Linked DNA regions of Homo sapiens: region 1 is linked to region 2. A link is a contact called in ENCODE Hi-C or POLR2A ChIA-PET data. All regions are on one chromosome and are shown on one strand. Each heading gives the region's core, a stretch centred on a gene start or an enhancer-like site at or near the end of the contact. The rest is flanking DNA. Distances are from core to core; before and after follow the strand shown.

Region 1 (7,749 bases), core at 320-2,819, 57 kb before region 2:
CATGTAGAGAGGAGGAGATGGCCCCTGGACAGCATACAGAAAAGAATGGGCCAAAGTTTCACGGGGTGGGCAGAAGAAGCTGCCCCGGGAATGAAGACGAAGAAGGAATATGCAGAGATTGGGGTAAAACCAAGACAGAATGCTTGTGAAATGTGCCCAGGAATGATCCTCTCCACTACTTAAAATTTGCTTAAAATGAGCTGTTTCAGTACATCCCTGTGCAGCTGTGAGCAGCTGTCCTGGTTAATAACATATTCCCATGTCCCAAAGGACACAAACCTTGGAAGATGTGTTTCCCAATAACTTTTCAACCTTTTACTGAGCAGAACACATGAATTTTGCCCTTCCTCATTTGGAACCATGTGGAAAGGGGAACCACGAATGGGGATCTGCTTTTGGTTTGGATTGGGGCTTGCTATGGTTTGGATAATGGGATTTTTTGTCCCCATCAAATCTCATGTTGAAATTTGCTCCCCACTGTGGTGGTGTCAGAAGGTGGGGCCTAGGGGAAGGTGTTTGAGTTATAGGCGTAGAACCCTCATGAATGACTTCGTGCTGGGCTGCTGTTCTCACTCTGGCGAGATGGGATTAGGTTGGTTTATTATTATGTAAAGCCAGGATGCCCTTTGGGTATGGTGTCTCTTCACACGTACTCACTTCTCCTTTGACCTTCTCTGACATGTTGATGCCGGTGCCATGCTTCTTGTACACCTGCAGAACTGTGAGCTAAATAACCCTCTTTTCTTTATAAATCCTCTTTTCTTTATACCCAGTGTCTGGTACTCCTTTACAGCAACACAAAATGGACTAAGACAGGACTGAAACTCAAGCAATGGATGTGGTAATAGGAAAGAGAAAGGTACAGTGCATTCAGCAGAGTCACAGTTGTAAAGTAATGCCAACAAAAAAAACCATCTACAACGTGAAATTCGTCTCTGGAGGTCAGTTGATGACCTGAGGTTCACTGAGGATAAACTAAAAACCATACGGCTTAGAGTCTATCACAGCCTCTGCTAAGGTAAGTGTGAGTGACGCAGCTCTATTCCCAAAGACCTGGCCCATGGGAAGTAGTGTACAGGCACCAGACCCCAGGTCAAGAGGTCTGGCTCTGCCACTAAAAGCTGGTTGAGCCTAGAAAGGCCTCTTTACCCCTGAGCTTCAGTTTCCTCATTTACAAAGCAGAAATAGATATGTCTGCCTTATGTTTTTCACAGGCCTTTTACAAATATAACATGCAGGATGCAGAGTGCTAGAAGAAATTATAAAAATGGAAGTCGATATTATCACCGAACACCATAACTCAGTGATTAGAGTATCTTGCCTATGAGGTTGTGATAGCCCTGGCATCCCAGAGGAAAGATCAGAAGTAAGCAGCTCCCCAGGTGGTTGTCTTGTTCCTTCCAGGTCTTGTGAAAGAGCATGGTCTGTGAAGAAGAGACAGCCTGACCTGCAACTCGGGATTCCCACTTACAGGGGAGGCCCAGGCATGGGTTTACCCAGTGTAAGCTCCTTTCTTCATATGCGGCATGGGAATAACAATGATTTTACAGCAGTGCTCTCAGTGTGAGCAATTCACGTGCCCAAAGCACTGGCCCAATGCCTGGCACAAAGTGGGTCCTGCAGAAATTGACAGCCATTTGGACATTGCATCTGAGATGGAGGTAGCCAGCCAGCAAGTGGAATATCCTAGTGGGATATTTCAGAACAGCCAGCTCAACACTTCCAGCAGCTCAATATGCCTGTTTTTTATTTTAAAAAAACAAACAAAAATCTCATCAATAATGTACTGGCATAAATTATGTGACCCCTCAGGAAAGGAAACATATTATTTGAGGGGTGAATGGCAGGTCTTGTATATTTTTTGTAGTACAGGAATGTGCACTTGTTTCTAATTTATCTTGTATACCCCCTCCCCAGTTAGACCCTCCATGGGTTCCTGGAAATAAATCAGCACCACATGGAATCACTGGGTCTTGGTTCCTATGGAAATATTGTCCCAACAAGGACATTTGCCGATGCTTTTTCAGTCTCTTTCAAATCTCCGAAAACAGAAGCTGCAAACTTCTCTGTAAAAAGCCAGTTAGTAAATATTTTAGGCTTCACCGGTCATACGGACAGTCTCTGTCACAACCACTCAACTCCTCCGTGGTAGCTCAAAAAAAAAAGCCATAGATAATTCATAAACAAATGATGTGGCTGTGTTTCAATAAAACTTGATATACAGATACTGAAATTTGAATTTCACATAATGTTCACATGTCACAAAATATGGCTTCTCTTTTAAAGTTTTTCAACCATTGCAAAATGTAGAAACCATCCTGAGGCTCAAGGGATCAAAGGCATGGGGACAGATTAGGCCCAACAGCAAGTTGCTTGCTGACAACTGTCCTAAAGTTGTAACATGTCATCAGCCATAGGAGACTTTTGTTTCAACTACTGACCCCTCCTTCCCAGCAACGCAATGAAGTTAATGACAGTAATAACTCCCTTCAGAAAGAAAATGCTCACCCCCTGCTCGCTCACTGATAGTTAGACTTTATCATCTGTTTCCTTGACTAGCTCCTCGAAGGGCTCATCTACCTTGAGTCACATTAGCGCCCAGGGTCAGACTCTTCCCTGGCAGATTGGCCACCAACACTATCACTTGTGTGCCTTTTGTCAGCCACTATATGTCACAAATCCTGACCAGAACATGGAAAATGACGGAAAGAGAGGCCTTGGCAGAGTCAACAAGCAGATTGGCACATGTCTCTCAAGCTAAGGGAAGTGCGATATGCCAGCACTTTCTCTCATTGTTTGAAAAAAGCACATAAAGTCTTCTACTATGCCAGATGGACAGTCATGAGAAGGTTATTTATTCACTGTATTGTTTAGTATCATAATTAATATTTTTTTAAAATATAGTTCAAGCATGGTGGCTCACATCTGTAATCTCAGCATGTTGGGAGGCTGAGGAGGGAGGATATACTTGAGCCCAGGAGTTCAAGCCCAGCCTGGGCAGCACAGTGAGACCCTGTCTCTACAAAAAAGTTTAAAAATTAGCCAGGTGTGGTGGTGCATGCCTGTAGTCCCAGCTATGGGAAGGCTGAGACGGGAGGATCAAGCCCCAGAGGTCAAGGCTGAGTGAGCCAAGATCACACCATTACACTCCAGCCTGGGGAACAGAGTGAGACTCTCTCTGAAAAAATAAAAAATAAATAAAATAATTAGAGACAAATAGTCCTATAAGGAAGCCACACTGGATGGGACTACAGTAAATGAGGTCTTCCTTTTATTCATTTTGAATGTATCTGCTTGGTCACTTCTCCTCGATGGCATGGGCTTGTTTGTGGGGCCTAACAGGAGCACCCAGTGAGCAGGTTGTGAAGGTCTTTAAGCCACCCTCCCATCCTCACTGCCAGTCTCTGAAACTCTCCTCTTTTCTGCCCTCCAATGAACTTCAGCCAATACAAACAGACATCCCAGACTTAGTTTAGATTGCCACATATCAACCATCACAAATACAGGAAGGAAAAACAAAACTTCAGCGTACCTCCTCCCTAGCTATGAAAAAGACAAAAATTCCAAAATTATTTTCCTTTCCTTTTCTAAGACAGTGTGATAAGTAGAATAACGGCCCTCCAAAGATGTCCACACCCTAATCCCACAAACCTATAAATATGTTATTTGACTTGGCAAAAGAGACTCTGCAGGTGGGACTAAGTTAAGGACTCTGAGATGGGGAGGTACCCCTGGATTATGTGTGTGGGCTCCATGTAATCACCGGGGGTCCTATAAGAGAGAGAAAGGAAGGTCAGAGTTGGAGAAGGAGATATGATGCCAAGAGTAGAGGTGGGACTGATGTGGGGCTATGACTTAGGGAATGTAGGCAGCCTCTAGAAGCTGGAAAAGGGGAGGAAATGAATTCTCCTAGAGCCCCCTGAGGGCATGCAGCTCTGCCAAATCATTTTTCACTCCTGATTTCTAGAATTATAAGAAAATGCATTTGTGGGGTTTCTTGGTTTTTTGTTTTTTGAGACAGGGTCTCACTCTGTCACCCAGGTTGCAATGCGGTGGCACGATCATGGCTCACTGCAGCCTTGAGCTCCCCAGGCTCAGGTGATCCTCCCACTTCAGCCTCCTGAGTAGTTGGGATTACAGGTGCACGCCACCACACCCAGACAACTTTTGTATTTTTTTTTTTTTAAATAGAGATGGGGTCTCATCATGTTGGCCAGGCTGGTCTTGAACTCCTGAGCTCAAGCAATCCCATCTCAGCCTCCCAAAGTGCTGGAATTACAGGCATGCACCACTGTGCCTGGCCTTGTTTTAAGCCATTACATTTGTGGCAATTTGTTATGGCAGCAATAGGAAACTAATCCAGGCAGCTGCTGAAAACGTTACAGACAAAGAGAAAGTATAGTTTCTAATAAGTTAGCCACTGAATCTCATTACATCTAAGCCTGAAGAATGAAAGGAAAGGTCTACTCCTTTCATGCAGGGTCCCTAAACTCCAAAACTATTGAACATTTAAATAAAGTGAGGCACAAAATGGAAGGTTGAAAGGGGTGAGTGGGCAGTTCGAGAACACTGTAGTCATATACAAAAAGCATTACCCAAGAGGACTGCAAAGGATGAGATAGAAATGGAATGTGACTTATTTATAGCAAAGCCTGCCTCCCCTCTCAAGTGTGTGACAGAAGAGCTGTTTTAAAGTTTTATTCTTCAAACTTGGCTGCAGAACTTGGCTGCTTCTCAGAACTGTGCTTTTGTATTTAGCTTTAAAATATAAGAAGCAACCCCATGGTTAAACTGTAGGCAGAGGTGGTGCAGGCAGGAAAAAATGCTGTGGGGAGTAGAAAGAGGTTGAAATGTTATTCTTATTTAGTTAGTTGCTTAAGAAAAACAAATAGAGAATAAAATAGCAAATGTCTTGGAAGGGTTCCAAGTCGAAAATTTCTGAATATCCCCAGGCATCAACAAAGCTCTCAGGATAAGGATGGTGTTGCAAAGCCAAGCAGACACTAGGATGGGGATGCGGTTTAGAGGTGAAGAAAACACTGGCCCTAATTGTTAGAAATCCCCTCACCCTCTTTCTGTAGTTCAATGACATAGAACTTTTACAACAACCCAGAGAAGCCCAGTCTATATATGCCAAAATCAATATTGACCTTCCAGAAAACCATATATATAATAGGAGTTGTAACACAGGTCATGCATTTTGACCTAGGAATTTTTTAATTTGCTATTAATAACAAACCCTAAATAAGTAAATCATGGTACATTATCTACTTAGAATATTATTCAACCTTTAAAACTATGATAGCCAGGTGCGGTGGCTCACAGCTGTAATCCCCGCACTCTGGGAGGCCAAGGTGGGCGGATCATGAGGTCAAGAGATCGAGACCATTCTGGCCAACATAGTGAGACCCCGTCTCTACTAAAAATACAAAAATTAGCTGGGCATGGTGGCACATGCCTGTAGTCCCAGCTACTCGGGAGGCTGAGGCAGGAGAATCACTTGAACTTAGGAGGCGGCGGTTGCAGTGAGCCGAGATCACACCACTGCACTCCAGCCTGGTGACAGAACGAGACTCCATCTCAAAATTAAAAATAATAAAAATAAATAAAACTATGATAATGATGACATATTATGGCACAGATTAGTGCTTAGGTTATGGTAGAAAAGCACAAAATAGCACATACACTATGATTACTCTCTAGGTTAATGTGTTATGTATACTACTGATACATATTCAAGGACTGGGAGGAAGAGACCAAAATGTTAACTTTAGTCATATTTGCATGATAGGAATATGTGAGATTTTTTCTCTACTTTATATTTTGATTCTTTCTAAATTGAATTATTACTTTTTAAATGGAAAGCGATTATTTCTGAAGAGGAATGGAAAAAAAATTCATTGGCAGAAGGCTCAGCTTTACCAATACCTTACCATGTGAGACACAGAGCTAAAAATGTTTGTTTTCTTACTTCAAGGTCTCCATATGAAGAATGAGGCTATAATTATATAAAGCACGTATCTTATATATAGTGTTATAAAATATATTTTCTCCTAAATACATCTGATATATTCTATCCCCTTGCCTTGGTTCACGTAGCTCCCATCACCTGGAATCAGTTTTTGGCTCTTTTCCACCAGCCAACTCCTACCCTTTCTTAAAAACACAGTTCAGATGATTTCTCTTCAAATTTCTTCTTCCTCAATAAGCCTTCCTTGTCCACACCAACTTTTTTTTTTTCTTTTTGAGACAGGGTCTCACTATATTGCACGGGCTGGTCTCAAACTCCTGGGCTCAAGGGATCCTCCCATCTCAGCCTCCTCAGTAGCTAGGACTACAGATGCAAGCCACCACACCCAGCTCTCACACTAACTCTCTTATGGTTAATTTCTAACAGCTTTGTTTTTTTTTTTTTTTTTTTTTTTTAACATAATTCAGTTTCTTCCCCAAAACCACAGGCTTTAGAATACAACAAATCTAGATTCAAATTCTGATAGCACCACTTAATACTAGTTATTTACTCCTTCTGACCCTCAGTTCCCTTATCTGTAATATAGGGTGAATACCACTTACCTAGCAAGCTATTCTGATGATTAAATGGCTCAATATATGTATAGCCCCCACTGCAGTATCTGGTAAATGGTAGGTGGCCAACCAAAGCTTATTTTCCTCCTGAGTTCTGCATCACTCTTGGTCTCCCCAGTTGGACAGTAAAGTTGTCTAGGACAGAGACTGTGTGCCACGCTACTTTTTATTCCCCACACAGTGCTTTGTCAGAAGCAACAGCTCAATAAGTACACTACTTGTTCATTTGATCTTTGCAGAGAGCACTAAGCTTCACGCGGTGATAAACTAGAAATTGTTGTGGATTGAGTTGTGTCTGTCAAAAAGATATTTTGTAGTCCTAAACCCTGGGACTTGCGTATGTAAGTTCATTTGGAAATTAGGGTCTTTGAGATGTAATTCATTAAGATGAGGTCACAATCAATTGGGGGTATGGGGATGTAGGCCTAAATCCCACAACTAGTGTCCTTATAAGGCCATGTGAAACACAGAGGTAGGCACATGAGGAAGGTGAGGTAGGACAAAGGCGAAGACCAGGGTGATGCTGCTGCAAGCCAAGGAACACCAAGGATCTCCAGCAGCCACAGAAAGCCTGGAAGAGGCAAGAAAGGGGACTTCCCTAAGCCTTCAAATGGAGCGTAGCCCTGCCCAGTCCTTGATTTCAGATTTCTATCCTCCTGAACTGTGACAGAATATATTCCTGTTGTCTTAAGCCATAGTTTGTGGGACTTTGTTACAGCACCTTAGCAAACTAATACAGAAATGTTCAAAAGTGTCATACTGACAGATACAAGTTACTTCCTGTTTTCTAAACCAAAAAGGTCTCTGGAGTCAGGTAAGGTTTCCTCCAGGTAAAGCTTCTTTTCAGGTCCATTTCATACGTAGAGGTATTTGCCTGGATTTATTCCCTCTGTCCAGAGTTTTACATAACTAGGCTGTGGTGAATGTCATTCTGTTACTGTGGTGACTTGAGGCTCCAGTGTCACTAACCCAACCACTTATCCTAGTGACTGGACATCCAGATGCCCAGTCCAGATCCTGGCCATTAGCCCTGAATCCTCCTCTCTCATCTCCATCTAAAACTAATAACGGGTTAATTCCACTTTTTAAATATACTGGAAGTTTCACTTTTCTTCACCTCTACCACCATCACGCTAGACCACTAAGACACTCAGGATATGTCTT
Region 2 (7,369 bases), core at 2,579-5,078:
CAAACATCTGACTCCAATTTCTTTAGTTTTGAGACTTGGACTGGCTCTCCTTGCTCCTCAGCTTACAGCCAGCCTATTGTGGGACCTTGGGACCATGTAAGTTAATACTTAATAAACTCCCCTTTATAGATATATGGTATATGTACATATATCATATGTATATATATCATGTATAGCATATATATAGCATATATGTATATATGATATATATGTACATATATATATATATATATATATATATCCTATTAGTTCTGTCCCTCTAAGAGAACCCTAGTACACTTAACCCTCTAGTTTTCACTGTCACCAAACCAGCAGTCAGCATCATCCAGGGACTTGTTAGATATGTACCTTCTCGGGCCCCATCTCAGACAGAATCAATCAGAGACTCCCAGGATGACCCCCAGGTGTTTCTGTGTTTGAATAAGCCCTCTTCAAAGATCATTCTCATGTCAAAGCAATAAATACGTCATTAGCTTAATTAGTTAAATCTAAAAGTACCTTTTGCCCTTTAGGGAAACAGAGGCCCAGAGGCCACAGGAGAAGTTGGAGTAACTGCAACCAGAACTCAGGTCTCCCACCCACAATGGCCAATGACCTTTCTACTTCTTTTCTGATGCTTTAATCCCTAAATTCAAAAGGAAGCCCCAAGCATTACCAGCCCAAAGTGCAAACACTTGTTTTCAAAGAACAGAAAAAGAAAGAACCTACTCTTTTTGAAAATAAGGACCACCAGTAAAAACTAATATCTGATCAAAATCATTCTGTAAACAAGCAGTAAATTCCCAAGCCTTTAACACATTTCCAAGTTATATTTCCAAGCTATATTTTATATTTATAAAAATGTGTGGGGGAGGGGGACTGGGTAGAAATAATTGACTAGAATAATATTTGGAAGAATATACAGTTAAAGATATGTTAACAGTGGCTCCCTCTCCCTAGCAGATTATGGATAACCTTTATTTTTTTCTTTGTATTTTCCTGAACTGTTTCAATAGCTAAATATTACTTTTGGAATCAGGGGAAAAGTTAAAATTGTTTTTTGAAATATTATATCCATATCACTCAACACGAAAGTTGATTTTGTAATTCTATTTCTTTCCTTACAGCAGGATAGTGTGTGTATAGTAATTATTTATATCATGCCATATGTTACAAAGAAGATGAAATTTGGTAAATATATTCCTTCCAGCTGGAAACTGAAAATGAAGAGGTTAAATGCATTCCTAGGTTCAGAGCAATACCAATTAAGACAAGCTAACTGCAAAGCTAAAGGAAAAATTAATCCCGGTATTGAGATCTCTGACAGCATCCTTTTGAAAAATGTTTATGTGACACACAGCTCCTTATTCCATCCCCTGATATTTAACCCCTGGCACGAAACAGAATGTTCAGCAATTCCTGGCAAAGTCTTAGGAGTTCAGGGGATAAAATGCATGGGAGAAGATGAGAGACATAAGAAATGGAATGATTCTACTTTCACACAAAATTATGTCCCTGTAGACAAAGAGACATCCAAAATTACTGGCAAATTGTCCACAGTAACCTAAATTTATTTTTCTTTCTCAAGAAACGTCTACTTACTTCAAAAACATCTATGTTGCAGATCTTATTCTGCAAGTCAAAAATAAATAAATAATTAAAATGGACTCATTTAAATAAACATTTCTGCCACAAAAGCATTGTCATAATGTTTCACTTGATAAGATGAATTTATTGCTTCAAAGAAAATCTAGTCTTGTTTTACTGAAACTCTCAGCAATATAAATTCAGTGAATGTTAACTGAAATTCCTTAAAGAAAATCAGAAGTAAAGTTAAGATCTGCCAGAATAAATATATAAAAGGAAACACTGGTGGCCTCTCTCCTTCATCACAATACCTCCCAACAGCTGACATTTATAGAACTTGCAGACTCTTTCAGGAAAGGATGAGTTATTGGGAATAGACTCTCTCTACATATATATAGTTTATGGTGCATGAGATCATATTTACAGGACAATTTAGCTTAAGAGTGGTACAATATCAAAGAACTTAGAATTTATCATCTATAGCATGCGAGATTTGGCTTGCAAAGGTTTCTCTCTCAAGAGTCTCACCAAATGTCCCTCAGCCCTCTACTTTCCTTCACAGAGTAGTCCCACCCATTGAAAAAGTGATAAATTAAGAATAAAGAATATACATCTTACAGAAAGTTTCCCACCATAGTCCCAGTTCCCACTCTATGTAATTACCTATTTGCCTATGAAAATTGATATGTAAGAGCCGTGTTGTCAACACATTTAACTAAACCTAACAGTTTCCTTTCAGTCTTAACACTTTTTGACAGACCATACACACACAAACTTGTAGCTCATTCTCTAACTCCATTTTGATACTTACAAGCCCAGTTCTTCCATCTCTCACCCTCCCTGGAAAGAAAGTCCAGTGGAAGTTTTACCTAAACTTGATTATTTTTGCGTTTTTCTTTGGGGTTGTTAAAGGTATTGATCAGAACTCACCTCCCAAGCATTGATAATCCCAAGCCGACGAGACCCCAAATATCTTCAGTTTGTAACATAGAAATGCTACTGGTCTCAATGACAGAGAAGGAAAATAACGTTCCTACTCCGTCAAATTAAGAAACAAAAATGAAATACAGCAGCTTTCATTCTGAACAAAACTAAATTTTCTGGGTCACTTTCCCTGTCTCACTGGGCCACTTCTTTACGCAGCCTGCTGGTGACTGTAAACACGGTCTCTTCACTCCTCACGCAACCAGTTCATTTGTCATCCTCTCCAAGCGAATAGCCACCGCTTCCTTTGCTAGCGCAGTTCCCAAACAACAAACCTCCCCACCCGCCCCTGCCCTCCACACCTCACCGCGGAGACTCGCTTTCTTTTCTTCCAAACCACAAATGGGCGAGCTTGTTCAGGGAAAAAGTTAATGAACGCCTGATTAGAGGCAAAGCTGCCCTACCTGCGATCACAACATCGGAAGACTGGAAGTATCTAAAAGCGCCATCCTCTGCGCTCTCGTCCCCGTCGGTGTGCGCTTCACACCCAGAAACCCAGGAACATGATTTATATGCAGACCTGCACCCATCCCACACAAGTCCACACGCCAGCTTGCCTAACCACTTATGTAAGCTCGTGCTTCCACAGTCCCAAACTGCAGACACACACACACGGGCACCTGTCACGCATCTGAAATGGACAAGCACCCACACCCAGGAGATGAAATCAACACATATTAATGGGGTGGGGAGGGAGGATACTGTTTTAAACCATGTTTTTCCCCCATTTGTTTCTTGCCCATTTTTTATCACAACTACAATTACCTTAGCAACCAAAGAATTGCCTTGACTCTCCCTCTGGCTCCAGAATTTTTCCTAAAGCCAACCTTGCGCCAGGTTCATGATAAAGCTGGAGAAGCCCAGGGAACCGGGGACCGGCAGCCTCTTGGGGGCGGAGGGGAAGTCTAGTCCGTCTCCGCGCCGCTCCCCACAGCCTCGCCTCCTCTTTCCGAGTTTCCGTGGTGGCGAGCGCAGGGGCTCAGCGAGCGAAGAGCGAAGCCCCGGGCCCGCGAGGACGCGCGGCGGGTCGCATGGTGCCGGGACTCGGGGCGCACAGGGTGTCCCCGGCGCGCTCCGGGCTGGCCTGGCTCTCCGCGCTCCCAGGCGTTCGCCGCTTGCCCGCCTCTGCCCGCCCCGGTCGGCAAGGGTGCGCGGAGGTCTGTCCGTTCCCTCGGCGCCTGGCGGCTCCGGCGGCTGTAGGAACGCGGCGCCCAGGCGGAGCTCTCGCCGCCGAGCAGGGCCGAGCGCGAGGAGCTGCCCCAACTCGCGAAGCCGTTCAGCTCCGCGGCCCGCGAGCTGCTGCAGCGGCGCCCGCTGTCGGATGCCGAGCGGAGCTGCAGCCCCGTGCCCCGCGCACCTGGGCGCCGGCACCTGGGCCCCGGCACCTGGGCCCGGACCGCGTGCTGCAGGGAGGGGCCGGCGGGCGGGGACCGGCACCTGAGCGCGTCCCGCGGGCGCCGCCGCACGGCTCACCTGTTCCCAGAGCCGCGGAAGGCGCAGACCGTGATTTGCTCGAGGAGGAGAAAACCTAGAAATGCCTCATCCTCAAGAAGCCGCCGAGAAAACCGAGAGACTGGCTCGACCGGGCGGAGGCTGCTTTCGTCAATTCCAAACTGGCCCGGTCCGGAAACTTCAGCGGCGTCAAGGTTCTCTTAGGGATTCCCGGCCCGGGGTGAGGTGCCCGGCGGCTTCTGAATCTCCCTCACTGACGTGTTGCTGGCGCCCTCTAAATTAAAACGGGACACCGCGACCGTCAGCGATATTGTTCCTAACCTCGTCATTTTTATGTATTCAACATGCACACCACACGCTGCATTTGGAATATTACAGGATGATTCCTATCTGGAACACTACAAAAGAACTTTCGAGAAAAGTAACTCTCAGATATTCTTGGGGGAAGCAGAAAAAAGTCGAAGACAGAAAATGAGAAAGTAACTTGAACTGATGCCTTTCTTTAACGTGGGAGTTTTGAAATGCGATGTGTACTTAGATTCAAAAAGCTGCAGGTGGAAATAGGACAAGATCACTAGTGCTGGACGGTAACCGTGGGATTTGTGTGCAATATCAATGCTATCAATATCAAGAATAAATTTGAGATTTAGTCCTGAATTGTAGTATGTCACCAGAAAAGGGGAAAAATACTTGAAATAAAATACCTAAATGCCTTTAACGATGGATGACCTGGACTCCTCATTCACATGGGTCCAGAAGTTAAAGAGTAAAGTCTCCTTCCCAAATTGTGTCTTTTCCCGCCATTCTACATTGATTAATGGATGTATTCATTCTTTCCTTCAATAGACAAATAGCACCTGCTCTGTGTTAGACCCTCTTCTAACATTAGAAATGGATAATAAAGGAAGCAGTCTCTGCCCTGAAGCCTTCACGTCGAATGGGATAACACACAAGCAGACATGTGTGTTATGGTAGGCTTAGTACACAGAAAGGCGGGGGGTGGGGGGAAACCTGCAACCAAGAGAAACCATACCCAGCCTAGTGAGGAAAATAGAATTGTAACAGATGTCCCAGTTGTTTATTAAAGCTGAAATATAAAATCTTTCTTTCCTCAGGCTCAATACTTGGCTCAAGCCGGTTGTGGAGCTGGCTGTGGCCGTTTGTCACAGTTAAAGAATAGGCTGTACATGGAGCGAAAGGTAGCAACTAGGGAAACTTCCGCTTTGAGGAGCTCTGCTTTTTTTTTTTTTTTTTTTTTTTTTTTTTTTTTTTTTTTTGAGACGTAGTTTCCTTCTTGTTGCCCAGGCTGGAGTGTGGTGGTGCAATCTTCGCTCACTGCAACCTCCGCCTCCCAGGTTCAAGCGATTCTCCTGCCTCAGCCTCCCAAGTAGCTGGGATTACAGGTGCCTGCCAGCTAATTTTTTGTGTGTTTTCAGTAGAGATGGGGTTTCACCATGTTGGCCAAGCTGGTCTCAAATTCCTGACCTCAGATGATCCACCCGCCTTGGCCACCCAAAGTGCTGGGATTACAGACTTGAGCCACCACACCCAGTGGGAACTCTGCATTTCTGAGGCTAGCAGCTCCTTGAGGGCCAAGTACAGCATGAAGGAATAATACTGTGGAAGTATAAACAGCAGGCTCCAGGCTCATCAGAAGAAAGCCTTACTGTGTACTTCTCTTTAAAAAAAAATATGTGAAATCAGATATTTATAGGAATTAGATATGTATTTTCATATTGATACATTTTGTGTATTATATGGGATTCCTGATATATCTATGTAGTATGGTTTCTTATACATAAAATATCTGATTTCATATGTATGTGTATGTATGTGGGGGGTATTTTATATATATATGTATGTAATAGAGACAGGACACATTTTTTGCTGACATGGCCAAGAGATTGGTTTATGTGCTAGGGAATTGAGCAAAGAAGTAAATACATTAAGAAAATTGGAGCCAGTCATCTCACTGCTGGAGAAGGGAATTACCAATACAGAAAGGCAAGAGATCTAGCTATGTGCCTTGAAGTTGGAGATGAAGGTGTAAAATGATTTTGGATCCAAAGAGATTATAGATAGATAGACAGAAAAATATAAGTGTATATGTGTGTGTATATGGTGATATATTTCCTAGGTTTGTCGACTGAGAAGGCCTAAAAGCAATGGCACCCCAGTAGCAATGAACACACCTAACACTCAGACCTTGGTTTCTTAATACCATCCTCCACTGAAAGGAACCACAGTTCCTTGGTATAGTGGATGAAACTAGAATAATTTGTTGTGCAAGGAAATGAGAAAATACTTAAAGAATTATGGAGACATGTCAAAAGAAGACAGAAGTCAGCTTGAAGGGGTTCCTGTTGGCCAAATCTTGAACTATTTAAGGAGTAAAATAGTTAATGACAAATTTAACCCTTTGAGTAAAATAAGAGTCCATGAGTCCATGCTGATAGAAACAGAGAAGGGAACTCTATAGTAGAATGCGACTAATAAATGAAGAAGAAAAGATAGAATTAGAAAACCACCATTTGGCAACCACCATCTTAATAATTGATTCAGGCCAGAATCATCAATAAATGCTAAAATTGGTGGGTAAAAGTTTGATGAGGAACAGGATATTTACATAGTCTCAAAGCATATCTCTAAAAATGTTCATTAATACATCATTAATTATTAATAAGTACAGCATACTTATTAACATGCAGCTGTAATACTTGGGAGGTATCATCTTAATCGACTGGTAAAATTTTACATAAATGAAAACCAGTGATGGGACAAATCAGCCTTGTGCAGCATCCTGATATGATATGCTGAGAATGTAGTGTCACTTCTTATGCATAAATATGTAAGTTAGGATAAAACATCAGACAAATGCAAATTGAAAGAAAAATCAAATAACTGGCCTGTATTCTTTAAAAATGTCAAGACTATGATAGTAAAGATGGTTTCAGATTGAAGGATGCTAAAGAGATGAGACAACTAAATGCAGCATGTGATCTTGAATGGGATCCAAAACCTATAAATGACTTTTGTGGCACAATCAGTGGATTCTGTGGATTCAATGGATTAAAATGGATCATTGTTATTTTCCTGATGTTGTACTCAAGGTATGTAGTAGAGTGTTCTTGTTTTTAGGAAGGAGAAACTGAAATATGAAGTGGTAAAGGGGCATCACATCTGCAACTTACCCTCAGAAGATGGAAAGGGAGCTCTTTGAATTATTTTTATAGCTTTTGTAATTTATTATAACATTATTTCAAAATGAAAGGTTAAAAAACATACATTAAAGTATAAGTGTTCTTACCAAATTAAAAAAATTGTCTTCCCTTTTATAAAATGATCACCATGGGTTTATTTTAAGAAT

What was found. Hi-C counts contacts between places; a loop is a spot of excess contacts on that map. ChIA-PET counts read pairs that join two places held with the same protein, here RNA polymerase II (POLR2A). Pooled maps may share reads with other maps.
Region 1: a loop to region 2 is called in a map of Right ventricle myocardium inferior, with 14 times the contacts of the local background. The contact joins the enhancer-like site here to the promoter of RGS6 in region 2. A Hi-C loop is called at or near these places in 4 of 168 maps with a recorded cell type or tissue (Right ventricle myocardium inferior, cardiac septum and heart left ventricle) and 9 of 50 pooled maps. POLR2A ChIA-PET finds 5 or more read pairs at or near these places in 3 of 52 experiments (AG04450, RWPE1 and T-cell).

What each region holds. Positions count from the first base shown.
Region 1 is chr14:71,982,976-71,990,724 of GRCh38, reverse strand. The region is part of intron 2 of RGS6 (regulator of G protein signaling 6); the gene reads right to left. Among named protein-coding and RNA genes, the nearest start is that of RGS6, 54 kb to the right of the region's middle. Within about 2 kb of position 1,569, at least 2 of the 41 ENCODE cell types and tissues checked have a DNase peak (open chromatin) inside an H3K27ac peak, as active enhancers do.
Region 2 is chr14:71,928,888-71,936,256 of GRCh38, reverse strand. RGS6 (regulator of G protein signaling 6) reads right to left here and starts at 3,828. Exons shown (of 18, transcript NM_001204424.2): 1 at 3,316-3,828. LOC124903404 (translation initiation factor IF-2-like) reads right to left here and starts at 4,331. Exons shown (of 2, transcript XM_047432046.1): 1 at 4,232-4,331; 2 at 3,367-4,088. The coding sequence starts at 4,331. The coding sequence ends at 3,367. RefSeq lists silencers at 3,580-3,739, 3,760-4,039.